Regions from separate parts of the Homo sapiens genome. Here region 1 is linked to region 2. A link is an interaction called in ENCODE POLR2A ChIA-PET data of the cell type or tissue named here. Cell type or tissue: OCI-LY7. All regions are shown on one strand. Links, peaks and the distances in the headings refer to the core of each region. The heading gives the core; the rest is flanking DNA.

Evidence for each region. ChIA-PET counts read pairs that join two places held together with the same protein. Peaks named below come from ENCODE experiments on the same cell type or tissue, not always from the same donor. Only the 100,000 strongest peaks of a DNase experiment are listed, where the experiment ranks them.
Region 1: POLR2A ChIA-PET joins it to region 2 with 5 read pairs; 2 of 35 experiments call an interaction of 5 or more read pairs at or near these places.

The regions. Positions count from the first base shown.
Region 1 is chr12:98,199,007-98,207,497 of GRCh38, reverse strand. No RefSeq gene overlaps it. Among named protein-coding and RNA genes, the nearest start is that of MIR4303, 210 kb to the right of the region's middle. In OCI-LY7, for the core only: no CTCF peak of the experiment used is centred there; no DNase peak of the experiment used is centred there.
Region 2 is chr12:98,258,935-98,262,934 of GRCh38, reverse strand. No RefSeq gene overlaps it. Among named protein-coding and RNA genes, the nearest start is that of TRD-GTC1-1, 240 kb to the left of the region's middle. In OCI-LY7, for the core only: a CTCF peak has its summit at 1,784; DNase peaks (open chromatin) are centred at 1,694, 2,454 and 3,104; H3K4me3 peaks cover 3,131 bases; H3K27ac peaks cover 4,000 bases.

The DNA of each region.
Region 1 (8,491 bases), core at 2,220-6,219, 58 kb after region 2:
CTGTTGTTTCCTGACTTTTTAATGATTGCCATTGTAACTGGTGTGAGATAGTATTTCATTGTGGTTTTGATTTGCATTTCTCTAATGACCAGTGACGATGAGCTCTTTTTCATGTTTGTTGTCTGCATAAATACCTTCTTTTGAGAAGTATCTGATATCCTTTTCTGATACCCTTTGCCCACTTTTTGATGTTTGTGTGTGTGTGTGTGTGTGTGTGTGTGTGTGTAAATTTGCTTAAGTTCCTTGTAGATTCTGGATATTAGCCCTTTGACAGGTGGATAGATTGCAGCAATTTTCTCCTATTCTGTAGGTTGCCTGTTCACTCTGATGACAGTTTCTTTTACTGTGCAGAAACTCCTTAGTTTAATTAGATCCCATTTGTCAAGTTTGGCTTTTATTGCCAGTGCTTTTGGTGTTTTAGTCATGAAGTCTTTCCCCATGCCTGTGTCCTGAATGGTATTGCCTAGGTTTTCTTCTAGGGTTTTTATGGTTTTAGGTCTTACGTTCAAGTCTTTAATCCATCTTGAGTTAATTTTTATATAAGATGTAAAGAAGGGGTCCAGTTTCAGTTTTCTGCATATGGCTAGCCAGTTTTCCCAACATCATTTATTAAATAGGGAATCCTTTCCCCATTGCTTGTTTTTGTCAGGTTTGTCAAAGCTCAGATTGTTATAGATGTGTGGCATTTTTTCTGAGGCCCCTGTTCTGTTCCATTGGTCTATATATCTGTTTTGGTACCAGTATCATGCTGTTTTGGTTACCGTAGGCTTGTAGTATAGTTTGAAGTCAGGTAGCATGATGCCTCTAACTTTGTTCTTTTTGCTTAGAATTGTCTTGGCTATACAGGCTGTTTTTTGGTTCCATATGAAATTTAAAGTAGTTTTTTCTAATTCTGTGAAGAAAGTCAATAGTAGCTTGATGGGTATAGCATTGAATCTTATAAATTACTTTGGGCAGTATGACCATTTTCACAAAACTGATTCTTCCTATTCACGAGCATGGAATGTATTTCCATTTGGTTGTGTCCTTTCTTATTTCCTTGAGCAGTGGTTTGTAGTTCTCCTTGAAGAGGTCCTTCACATCCCTTGTAAGTTGTATTCCTAGGTATTTTATTCTTTTTGTAGCAATTGTGAATGGGAGTTCACTCATGATTTGGCTCTCTGTTTGTCTATTACTGGCGTATAGGAATGCTTGTAATTTTTGCACATTGATTTTGTATCCTGAGACTTTGCTGAAGTTGCTTATTAGCTTAAGGAGATTTTGGGCTGAGACGACGGGGTTTTCTAAATATTCAATCATGTAATCTGTAAACAGACGATTTGATTTCCTCTCTTCCTATTTAAATACCCTTTATTTCTTTCTTTTCCCTGATTACCCTTACCAGAACTTCCAGTACTATGATGAAAAGGAGTGGTGAGAAAGGGCATCCTTGTCTTTTGCCAATTTTCAAAGGGAATGCTTCCAGCTTTTGCCCATTCAGTATGATATTGGCTGTGGGTTTGTCATAAATAGCTCTTAATATTTTGAGATATGCTCCATCAATACCTAGTTTATTGAGAGTTTTTAGTGTGAAGGGGTGTTGAATTTTATCAAAGGTCTTTTCTGTATCTATTGAGATAATCATGTGTTTTTTGTCATTGGTTCTGTTTATATGATGGATTATGTTTATTGATTTGCGTATGTTGAACCATCCTAGCATCCCAGGAATGACGCTGACTTGATTGTGGTGGATAAGCTTTTGATGTGCTGCTGGATTCGGTTTGCCAGTATTTTATTGATGCCTCAATGTTCAGCAGGGATACTGGCCTGAAATTTTATATTTTTGTTGTGTCTCTGCCAGGTTTTGATATCAGGATGATGCTGGCTTCATAAAATGAGTTAGGGAGGAATCCCTCTTTTTCTATTGTTTGGAATAATTTCAGAAGGTATGATACCAGCTTCTCTTTGTACCTCTGGTAGAATTTTGCTGTGAATCCATCTGGTCCTGGGCTTTGGTTGGTTGGTAGGCTATTAATTACTGCTTCAATTTCACACTTGTTATTGGTCTATTCAGGGATTTGACTTCTTCCTGGTTTAGACTTGGGAGGGTGTATAAGTCTAGGAATTTTATCCATTTCTTCTAGATTTTCTAGTTTATTTGCATAGAGGTATTTATAGTATTCTCTGATGGTAGTTTGTATTTCTGTGGGATCAATGGTGATATCCCCTTTATCATGTTTCATTGTGTCTATTTGATTCTTTCCTCTTCTTCTTTATTAGTCTGGCTAGTGGTCTGTCTACTTTGTTAATCTTTTCAAAAAACTAACACCTGGATTCATTGATTTTTTTGAAGGGTTTTTCATGTCTCTATCTCTTTCAGTTCTGCTCTGATCTTAGTTATTTCTTGTCTTCTGCTAGCTTTTGAATTTGTTTGCTCTTGCTTCTCTAGTTCTTTTAATTGTGATCTTAGGGTATTGATTTCAGATCTTCCCCATTTTCTCCTGTGGGCAATTTAGTGCTATAAATTTCCCTCTAAACACTGCTTTAGCTGTGTCCCAGAGATTCTGGTACATTGTATCTTTGTTCTCATTGGTTTCAAAGAACTTACTTATTTCTGCCTTAAATTCATTATTTACCCAGTAGTCATTCAGGAGCAGGTTGTTCGGTTTCCATGTAGTTGTGCAGTTTTGAGTGAGTGTCTTAATTCTGAGTTCTAATTTGATTGCACTGTGGTCTGAGAGATTGTTATAATTTCTGTTCTTTTCCATTTGCTAAGGAGTTTTTTACTTCTAATTATGTGGTCGATTTTAGAATAAGTGCGATGTGGTGCTGAGAAGAATGTATATTATGTTGATTTGGGGTGGAGAGTTCTGTAGATGTCTATTAGGTCTGCTTGGTTCAGAGCTGAGTTCAAGCCCTGAGTATCCTTGTTAATTTTCTGTCTCATTGATCTGTCCAATATTGACAGTGGGGTGTTAAATTCTCCCACTATTACTGTGTGGGAGTCTAAGTCTCTTTGTACATCTCTAAGGACTTGCTTTATGAATCTGGGTGCTCATGTATTGGGTGCATATATATTTAGGACAGTTAGCTCTTCTTGTTGAATTGATCCTTTTACCATTATATAATGCTCTTCTTTGTCTTTTTTGATCTTTGTTGGTTTAAAGTTTGTTTTATCAGAGACTAGGATTGCAACCCCTATTTTTTTTTGCTTTCCATTTGCTTGGTAAATCTTCCTCCATCCCTTTATTTTGAGCCTACGTGTGTCTTTGCATGTGAGATGGGTCTCCTGAATACAGCACACTGATGGGTCTTGACTCTTTATCCAATTTTGCCAGTCTGTGTCTTTTAATTGGGGCATTTAGCCCATTTACATTTAAGGTTAATATTGTCATGTGTGAATTGGATCCTGTCATTATAATGCTAGCTGTTTATTTTGCCCATTAGTTGATGCAGTTTCTTCATAGTGTCAATGGTGTTTACAGTTTGGTATGTTTTTGCAGTGGCTGGTACTGGTTTTTCCTTTTCATATTTAGTGCTTCCTTCAGGAGCTCTTATAAGGCAGGCCTGGCGGTGGCAAAATCTCCCAGCATTTCCTTGTCTATAAATAATTTTATTTCTCCTTCACTTATGAAGCTTAGTTTGGCTGGATATGAAATTCTGGGTTGAAAATTTTTTTCTTTAGAAATGTTGAATATTGGCCTTCACTCTCTTCTGGCTTGTGGGGTTTCTGCTGAGAGACCCACTGTTAGTCTGATGGACTTCCCTTTGTGGGTAACCCGACCTTTCTCTCTGGCTCCCGTTAACATTTTTTCCTTCATTTCAACCTTGGTGAATCTGACGATTATGTGTCTTGGGTTTCCTCTCCTCGAGGAGTATCTTTGTGGTGTTCTCTGTATTTCCTGCATTTGAATGTTGGCCTGTCTTGCTGGGCTGGTTAAGTTCTCTTGGATAGGATTCTGAAGAGTGTTTTCCAACTTGGTTCCATTCTCCCCATCACTTTCAGGTACACCAATCAAACATAGGTTTGGTCTTTTCACATAGTGCCATATTTCTTGGAGGCTTCGTTCATTTCTTTTCATTCTTTTTTCTCTCATCTTGTGTTCACGTTTTATTTCATTAAATTGATCTTCAGTCTCCAATATTCTTTCTTCCACTTGATCAATTCAGCTATTGATACTTGTGTATGCTTCACAAAATTCTCATACTGTGTTATTCAACTCCATCAGGTCATTCATGTTCTTCTCTAAACTGGTTATTCTAGTTAGCAATTCCTCTAACCTTTTTTCAGCGTTCTTAGCTTCCTTGCATTTGGTTAGAACATGCTCCTTTAGCTTAGAGGAGTTTGTTATTACCCATCTTCTGAAGCCTACTTCTGTCAATTCGTCAAACTCATTCTCCATCCAATTTTGTTCCCTTAGTGGTGAGGAGTCATGATCCTTTGGAGGAGAAGAGGCATTCTGGTTTTTGGAATTTTCAGCCTTTTTTTGCTGGTTTTTCCTCATCTTCATGGATTTATCTACTTTGTTCTTTGATGATGGTGACCTTCAGATGGGGTTTCTGTGTGGATGTCCTTTTTTTTTTATCTTGATGCTATTCCTTTCTGTTTGTTAGTTTTCCTTCTAACAGTCAGGCCCCTCTGATGCAGGTCTGTTGGAGTTTGCTAGAGGTACACTCCAGACCATGTTTGCCTGGGTATCAGCAGCGAAGGCTGCAGAACAGCAAAGATTGCTGCCTGTTCCTTCCTCTGAAAGCTTCATCCCAGTGGGGCACCTGCCAGATGCCAGCCAGAGCTCTCCTTTATGAGGTGTCTGTCAACCCCTGCTGGGAGGTGTCTCCCAGTAAGGGGGCACAGGGGTCAGGGACCCACTTGAGGAGGCAGTCTGTCCCTTAGCAGAGCTCAAGTGCTGTGCTGGGAGATCCACTGCTTTCTTCAGAGCCAGCACGTAGGAATGTTTAAGTCTGCCAAAGCTGAGCCCCTTCCCCTAGGTGCTCTGTCCCACAGAGATGGGAGTTTTATCTATAAGGCCCTGACTGGGTCTGCTGCCATTCTTTCAGAGACGCCCTGCCCAGAAGGAGGAATCTAGAGGGGCAGTCTGGCTGCAGTGGCTTTGTGGCACTGTGGTGGGCTCTGCCCAGTCCGAACTTCCTGGTGGCTTTGTTTATACTGTGAGGGGAAAACTGCCTACTGAAGCCTCAGTAATGGTGGACACCCCTCCCCACACTAAGCTCAAGTGTCCCAGGTTGACTTCAGACTGCTGTGCTGGCAGCAAGGATTTCAAGCTAGTGGATCTTAGCTTACTGGGCTCCGTAGGGGTGGGATCTCCTGAGCTAGACTACATGGCTCCCTGGCTTCAGCCCCCTTCCCAGGGGAGTGAATGGTTCTGTCTTGCTGGTGTTCCAGGTGCCACTGAGGTATGAAAAAATCCTCCTGCAGCTAGTTAGGTGTCTGCCCAAGTGGCCACCCAGTTTTGTGCTTGAAACCCAGGGCCCTGGTATTATAGGAACCCGAGGGAATCTCCTGGTCTGTGGGTTGTGAAGACCATGGGAAAAGAGTAGTATCTGGGCTGGAATGCACCGTTCCTTATGGCACAGTCCCTCAGGTCTTCCCTTGGCTAGGGGAGGGAGTTCTCTGACCCCTTGCGTTTCCCAGGTGAGGCGACATCCTACCCTGCTTCTGCTTGCCCTCTGTGGACTGCCACCCACTGTTTAACCAGTCCCAGTGAGAAGAGCCAGGTATCTCAGTTGGAAATGCAGAAATCACCTGTCTTCTGCATTGATCTCGCTGGGAGCTGCAGACTGGAGCTGTTTCTATTTGGCCATCTTGCCAGTCACCACTGTTAGAGAATATCTTACTGGGATGATGGTGTTTGAGTAAAGACCTGGAGAGAGTGAGAGAGTGAGCCATGTGGTTACCTGGGGAAAGAGTGTCTAGCAAGTGCAAAGACCCTATGGTAAAATCATGTCTGGCTTGTGCAGGAACAGCAGAGAGGCCAGTGTGGCTGTAGTGGAGTGATCAATGGGGAGATGGGGGAGTGGAGGTAACAGAGGTTATGCAAGGTTGTGTAGGGCTTTGGAGGTCTTCTTAGGGACTTTGGCTTGTTGCTTTGTTCTTCTTACTCATGACTTGCACCTTGCAGTCTAAGACGGCTGCCTTAGCTCCTGGCATTCCATCCAGCAGCAAAGGAGAAGAGGAGAAGGTGGGTTTGAGCCTTTCCTTCAAGGCACAAGCTGAAAGCTGAACCAATCATTGCCTCTCCCATCACCTCAGAAGGAGTTAGTCACACAGTCATGCCTAACTGTGAGGAGGCTGGGCAGTTTGTCTCATTCTTGGGGGCCAAGAATACAGATAAATTCAGATTCTAGTATTTATGAAAGAAAGGGAGAGGGATCTTGGAGGACAGTAACAGCATCTGCCAACAAACCTGTTCTTTGAAAAAGAAAAAAAACCCCTTGAAATTAGATATCTGATTATCCTTTAATAATGGAATCAGCTTTTAATGAAAGGAAACCACAATGCCAATCTTTTAGCCATGAAAGTACTTTAGTTTTGGGAAACGTGCTGAAAATCTTTTCTTGTTCCACTGTGGAAGCTCTGTTTATGATCCAATGAACTAAACAAAAAGCCTTGTTGGACTGACCCATGAACCAAAGAGAAAAATCCAGGTAGAATTAAGTTTAATCATTTCTCTACTCTATCATAAGTAATAATTTTCTTTTATAATATATCTATTTCTATGCAATGTAAAAATATGCAAATTCTTTTGTTAAGCTGTTTTATGATTGTCTTTACCCATCTGAAGAATTTGTATAGACATCAAGTTTTGTGAGGCATGTCTGACTTTGATAATGATAAAAAGACTTAAAACAAGGCTAATGCAGAAAACAGTTATAGTCATAAATTGAACTTATTGTCGATCACACCAGAAATAAATAAATGAAGAATGAACTCACTAGGCTTTTATGCTTTGGCCATTCAGAGAAAAGTCCTTTTATTCTCTAACACTATACAAATCATAGTTTAATTTCTGGTGTTTGAGACAGAGACCATCTGCAATGGTTTGGAAAAAAAAGTGTTTTTGACATCTCCAAACCAAATCACCACTTGGAGTCACGTATTTTTTTGATAGTTAAGGCTGAATGAATGAATGAATGAATGAATCCTGAGAGGTTGCCTTTTTCTACATATTAGAAACTCGGAGTTGGAAAGAAGCATAAGGATTGGGCGGTCAGTTCTCAATCCTTCTACAGCATCTGGTCTGCCTTGAACACCTTGAGTGACAGAGGACTCATCTTCCACAGCAATCTGTTCCTTTGTCTTTTAGCACAGATGATTAGAACTTTCTTGTTTTCTTAAGCCACTTTCTGTTTTCCTTCAATAGATGCAAGTTGTCCTCAGTATGACCAATACAAGGTAAGTTTTATTACTCTTTCTCATGACAACTTTTCTCCTGAGAAAGGGAAGGGGGACCCAGAGCTTGCCCTTGAAAAATCCATGTTGTGCCACAGTGATCAGTGGGTTCCAAGACTGAGAGCTTTCTATGTTGGGCAACAGATCAACACTACCGGATCAGTTCTGAAATGAACCAGGGAAAGTTGGTGGCTTAGAATTTTATCACCTGCTTGCTCTCTGTGTTTGGGCAAATCACCTAATAATAGCTGTTAATCATTGCTACTGATTAAAACATAGAGTATTTAGTATGACAGAAAATGTGTTTAACTATTTGCTTTTTACACTGTTGGTGGGAGTGTAAATTAGTTAAACTATTGTGGAAGACAGTGTGGCTATTCTTCAAGGATCTAGAACTAGAATTACCATTTGACCCAGCAATCCCATTACTGGGTATATACCGAAAGGATTATAAATCATGCTACTATGAAGACACGTGCACATGTATGTTTATTGCAGCACTATTCACAATAGCAAAAACTTGGAACCGACCCAAATGTCCATCAATGATAGACTGGATTAAGAAACTGTGGCACATATACACAATAGAATACTATGCAGCCATAAAAAGGGATGAATTGATGTCCTTTGCAGGGACATGGATGAAGCTGGAAACCATCATTCTCAGCAAACTATCGGAAGGACAGAAAACCAAACACCACATGTTCTCACTCATAGGTGGGAATTGAACAATGAGATCACTTGGACACAGGGCAGGGAACACCACACACCAGGGCCTGCCAGGGGCTGGGGGGCTGGGGGAGGGATAGCATTAGGAGAAATACTTAAATGATGAGTTGATGGGTGCAGCAAACCAACATGGCACATGTATACCTATGTATCAAACCTGCACGTTGTGCACATGTACCCTAGAACTTAAAATATAGTAATAATAATAATAAAAAGAATATGTGTTCAACTAGTTATGTATTCTTATCCTCCTATAATGCTAATGGTAGTTACTACTGTTATCTTCATTTTATAGATGAAACTAAAGTTCAGAGAAATAATAGCCTACCCAAATATGACCCCATTCTTGTGAATTATATCTGTGCTTTTGAT
Region 2 (4,000 bases), core at 1-4,000:
TTCAGAGAGGCAACTTTCGTTTTGGCGGCAGGGAGAGAAGGCCCTCCTATCATCTGGTGGTAAGACGGGGGCTTCAGAAAGAGGCAGGAAGAGCTCTGCGAATGTTAGGTGGCTCAGTGGGGAGTTCAGGAAGTCACTGTTGTGTTCTTAAAGAGGCTATGCCAGAGGATTTTGGAGACCCAGATGCTTCATTCAATGAACTACAAATGGTGAGTACCTCTGTGAGACATTGAGTTGTCTAGTCCTACTCCTTACCTTTTCCATTTTCACCTCCCTTATTCCTGCCCTTCTAGGAGGCTAACGTGGAACTGTGTTTGTAGCCATGTTGAGGTAGGAGAAGAGTGTATCTCTTTATTTTTGTTTTTGAAGGCATTAAAAAAAATCTTAGGACTGTATGGAAGTACACACTCTGACATCACTTATAGGTGTCGCTAGGAGGAGGTGTGGATGCTTAATGACCCAACAGGAGATGTGACCCCTTGGGAGGCTTCCAGACCTTGCTTTCCTCTCTGGGCTGGCCAAGATGCTGGGTGTCCAGAAGAGGAGCTGTGGCCTCCAGGGACTGTTAGGTTACTCAGGGGGAAAACCACAGCGAACTGATTGGACCCCTTGCTGTCTGGGAGAAGTTCACTCTTTGAACCAGCCTGTCCCTGCCCTGCAATGTCCTCATGTGCCTAAAAGAAAAGAAATAAAGAGGTTGTAATTCCAAGTTAATCACCTAATAAGGGAGGCTGCTTGGGATGATGAGAGAAAAAAAAAACTAAAATGCATGGGAATGCCTTTGGAGAAGCACTTAGAACACCTGAGTGGGGAGATTGTTGGCAGAAAAGCTAAAGATGTGGCTTGGGTTTGTGTTTTAGGGTGAAGCTGAAGCAAAGCTCAAGGGACCTGTTTGTTACACACGGTCTCCAGCCTTTGTGCCCGTGGGAATATGGGCTCCGGGGGGTAGTCAGGGCTTGAGGTGTGGGGAAAAGGAGTGCCCAAATAAGTGCCTATCATCCGAGATTCAGAAGAAATCCTGTGAAGAATCTGGAGTTGTTTCAGAAGTTGCTTCAACCTAGAAGCCTTTCCTGAAACTCAGAATTATTGCACGCATACACACACACACACACACACACACACACACACACACACACACACACACACACACACATTCTTCAGGGGCAATGCCTCTTTAGTTTTTTATTTTCTTTTATTCTAGAAGGGGAGAGAATAGCATTGAGGTGGGATAACCAAAATGGGATTATTTTAAAATGCACTTTCCCTCCCCATTCTACAGGGGATTGAGGAGGATTATGTGCAGCTTTCATGAAATGTCTTGTGTTCCTCTCTGGGAAAGAAACTGTAAATGTCAAGTTATCAGTCTCTGTGATAACAGCTCACACAGGTACAGGCAGACCCAGCAGGGAGGAAAGAGCATGGCTGGCCCATACACTAGTGTCACCTGCAGTTACCAAGACCAAGACCCTAGTAGTCTGGTGTAGCCAACAGATGGAGAGGTGACAACAACTAGAGTCAGGGAAGGGGATGGGGAGCATGGCGACACGTGAGAGGTACCAACCACCCTGCAGAGGGTTGACAAAGCAGAAGCAGCAGGCTTAGTAGGTGCAGCCCCTCACTTCTCAAACCCAACCTCCAGGTGCCACTTTTATGCTTAGTGTTAACTGAGCTGCTCAGACCCTGATGTGCAAGCAAGCCACCTGGAGATCTTGTTAAAATAAAATTTCTGATTCAGTAAGCCTGAGGCTAGGGCTCCCCAGGTGATGTTGCTGCTGCTGGCCTGGGTACTATGCTCTGATTAGCAAGGTGTTAAGAGAATCTCAGGTCACAGCTGTATTTTTAGGTTGCACAGCTGCAATAGAAAGGTGAATCAAATTGTGTACAAAGATATACAAACACATTCTGCTGTCACTTAAGCTTACTAGTGTCAGGGGGAAATTGTCCAGATAACTCCAAATCTTTTGAATTTGGATTTGGAATGCTTTATATGAGTAAATGTTTGCTTTCTATGGCTGACAGTTGATGTTGGGGTGTTCAGGTCTATATAAAGATGGCTTAGTAACTTTTTTTTTTTTTTTGAGATGGATTCTCACTCTGTCACCCAGGCTGGAGTGCAGTGGTGTGATCTCGGCTCAATGCAACCTCCACCTCCCAGGTTCAAGCAATTCTCATGTCTCAGCATCCTGAGTAGCTGGGATTACAAGCATGTGCCACCACACCGGGCTCATTTTTGTATTTTTAGTAGAGATGGGGTTTCTCCATGTTGGCCAGTCTGGTCTTGAACTCCTGGCCTGAAGTGATCTACCCACCTCGGCCTCCCAGAGTGCTGGGATTACAGGCATAAGCCACTGCGCCCGGCCCTAAGATGGCTTAGTACTTATTGAGTACACACCAGCTGAGGGGAGGAGCATGCTGAGTGACAGGGGAGGCGAGCTTGCCATGTTCCTTGGCCAAGGACCACCTATAAAGTGTACAGCTTAACTGTGCATAGTTGGGAGCTGGCTTTTGCACTGGATATGTCTCCTCTGGTTAGGCTAGAGAGGGGAAGTTAACACTGTGCTCTTAAGGCTCCCTCTTCTAAGGAAGAAAATTAGGTAGGAAGAGACAGAACATAATGGCAAGAGAATGAAAGTCACGATATTGTTTGGGATTCTATTTTTTATCTTTGGGACGAGAGAAAAATGAATTCCATAGGAAGAAGGACAAATCAAGGGGAACAACATTAAAAAAAGAAGAAACAAAAGAGATGAGTGATGAAGAGAGGAAGGAAATCTCCTCAGTAGATAAAACAGATTTGCCAAATATATTACATTCATTAAGATTTTTCTCTGCTTATAATGTGTGCTTTTCGGAGGCTTTTCTTAGCATTAACGGACGCTCTGGGAGAGGAGAAAGTTGGCAGAGAGAAGCCTAGCAAATATATAAATAAGCTTTGGAGGTTTCAGAAGTTTCTCTTCCCACAATAGAATGTTCTGCAGCCTGGGCAAACTTTTTCTTACTTAAACAAATGCTTTGAAAGACAAAGATTTCATATCGTCAGTGGAACATTCAGACTAATAATTGCCTCTGTTCTTCTGCCTTGAAGTCTCAACAGCCAGCAGATTTATGATTCACTTTCAGCAATAAGCTCCTTCAAATAAATACCACTTTCCCCAGCTGCAAATTGAGTTTTCGCAAACACACAGAGATAGACTTCACTAACAGGAACTAAGTTTTCTTGGTGTGTATGTATATATGATGGTGAAACAATGTGTTTGCTTTCTTTCCCCCATCTTCTTGGGGGAAGATTGACTTGAACACTTTATTAAAAAATAACACTTTTAAGCAGCTGATTTGCCACCAGAAAGACTTTTTAGAAACTTGTGTTTGGGGAGCAAGGGGTGGAGATGAGAAGAGAACAGAAGGAAATTTGACTTTTCCCTTAGGTTTGTGAACCTCAGAAATCTTATGCAGTCTAAGGTTGAGGAGTTGAAACCTATTTACTTGGTAACTGTGGGGGAGATAATTTCAAAATTCTTAAAGCAAAATAAATGACACAAGCACATGTAGACATCAGAATTAAATTGAGGGCTGAAGAACCTGTGTTGGGATTCAGACTCTTTTATGTCAACATGTCTTCTATCCGTGCCTTTCAAGTGTCCAGACCAAGTCCATGAACATGATTGGGTTCCTTATTATTAAGGAACATTATTGGGTTCCGTAAATACTCCTGGCAGTGGGTGTGAGGCATGCATCCTCAAGGATGTGAGGCATGACACTGACACCCAAACAGATACATTTAAGTTGAGAACAACATGGTGGAAACACAGCTGTGTGAGTGCAGAGGATGCCCAATCTGGGGTACGGGGCAGGATAGCGGGTCCTCGAAGAGTCCTGCCTTGCTCTGGGAGGTGGCAGTCCCTACACGTTCTTGTCCACAAGCATTAAGCAGAGTAGAAGGCAACCAGGCCTCTTTCAACAGACCCAGGACACTATTTCTTTGGCCGGATCTCATGACACT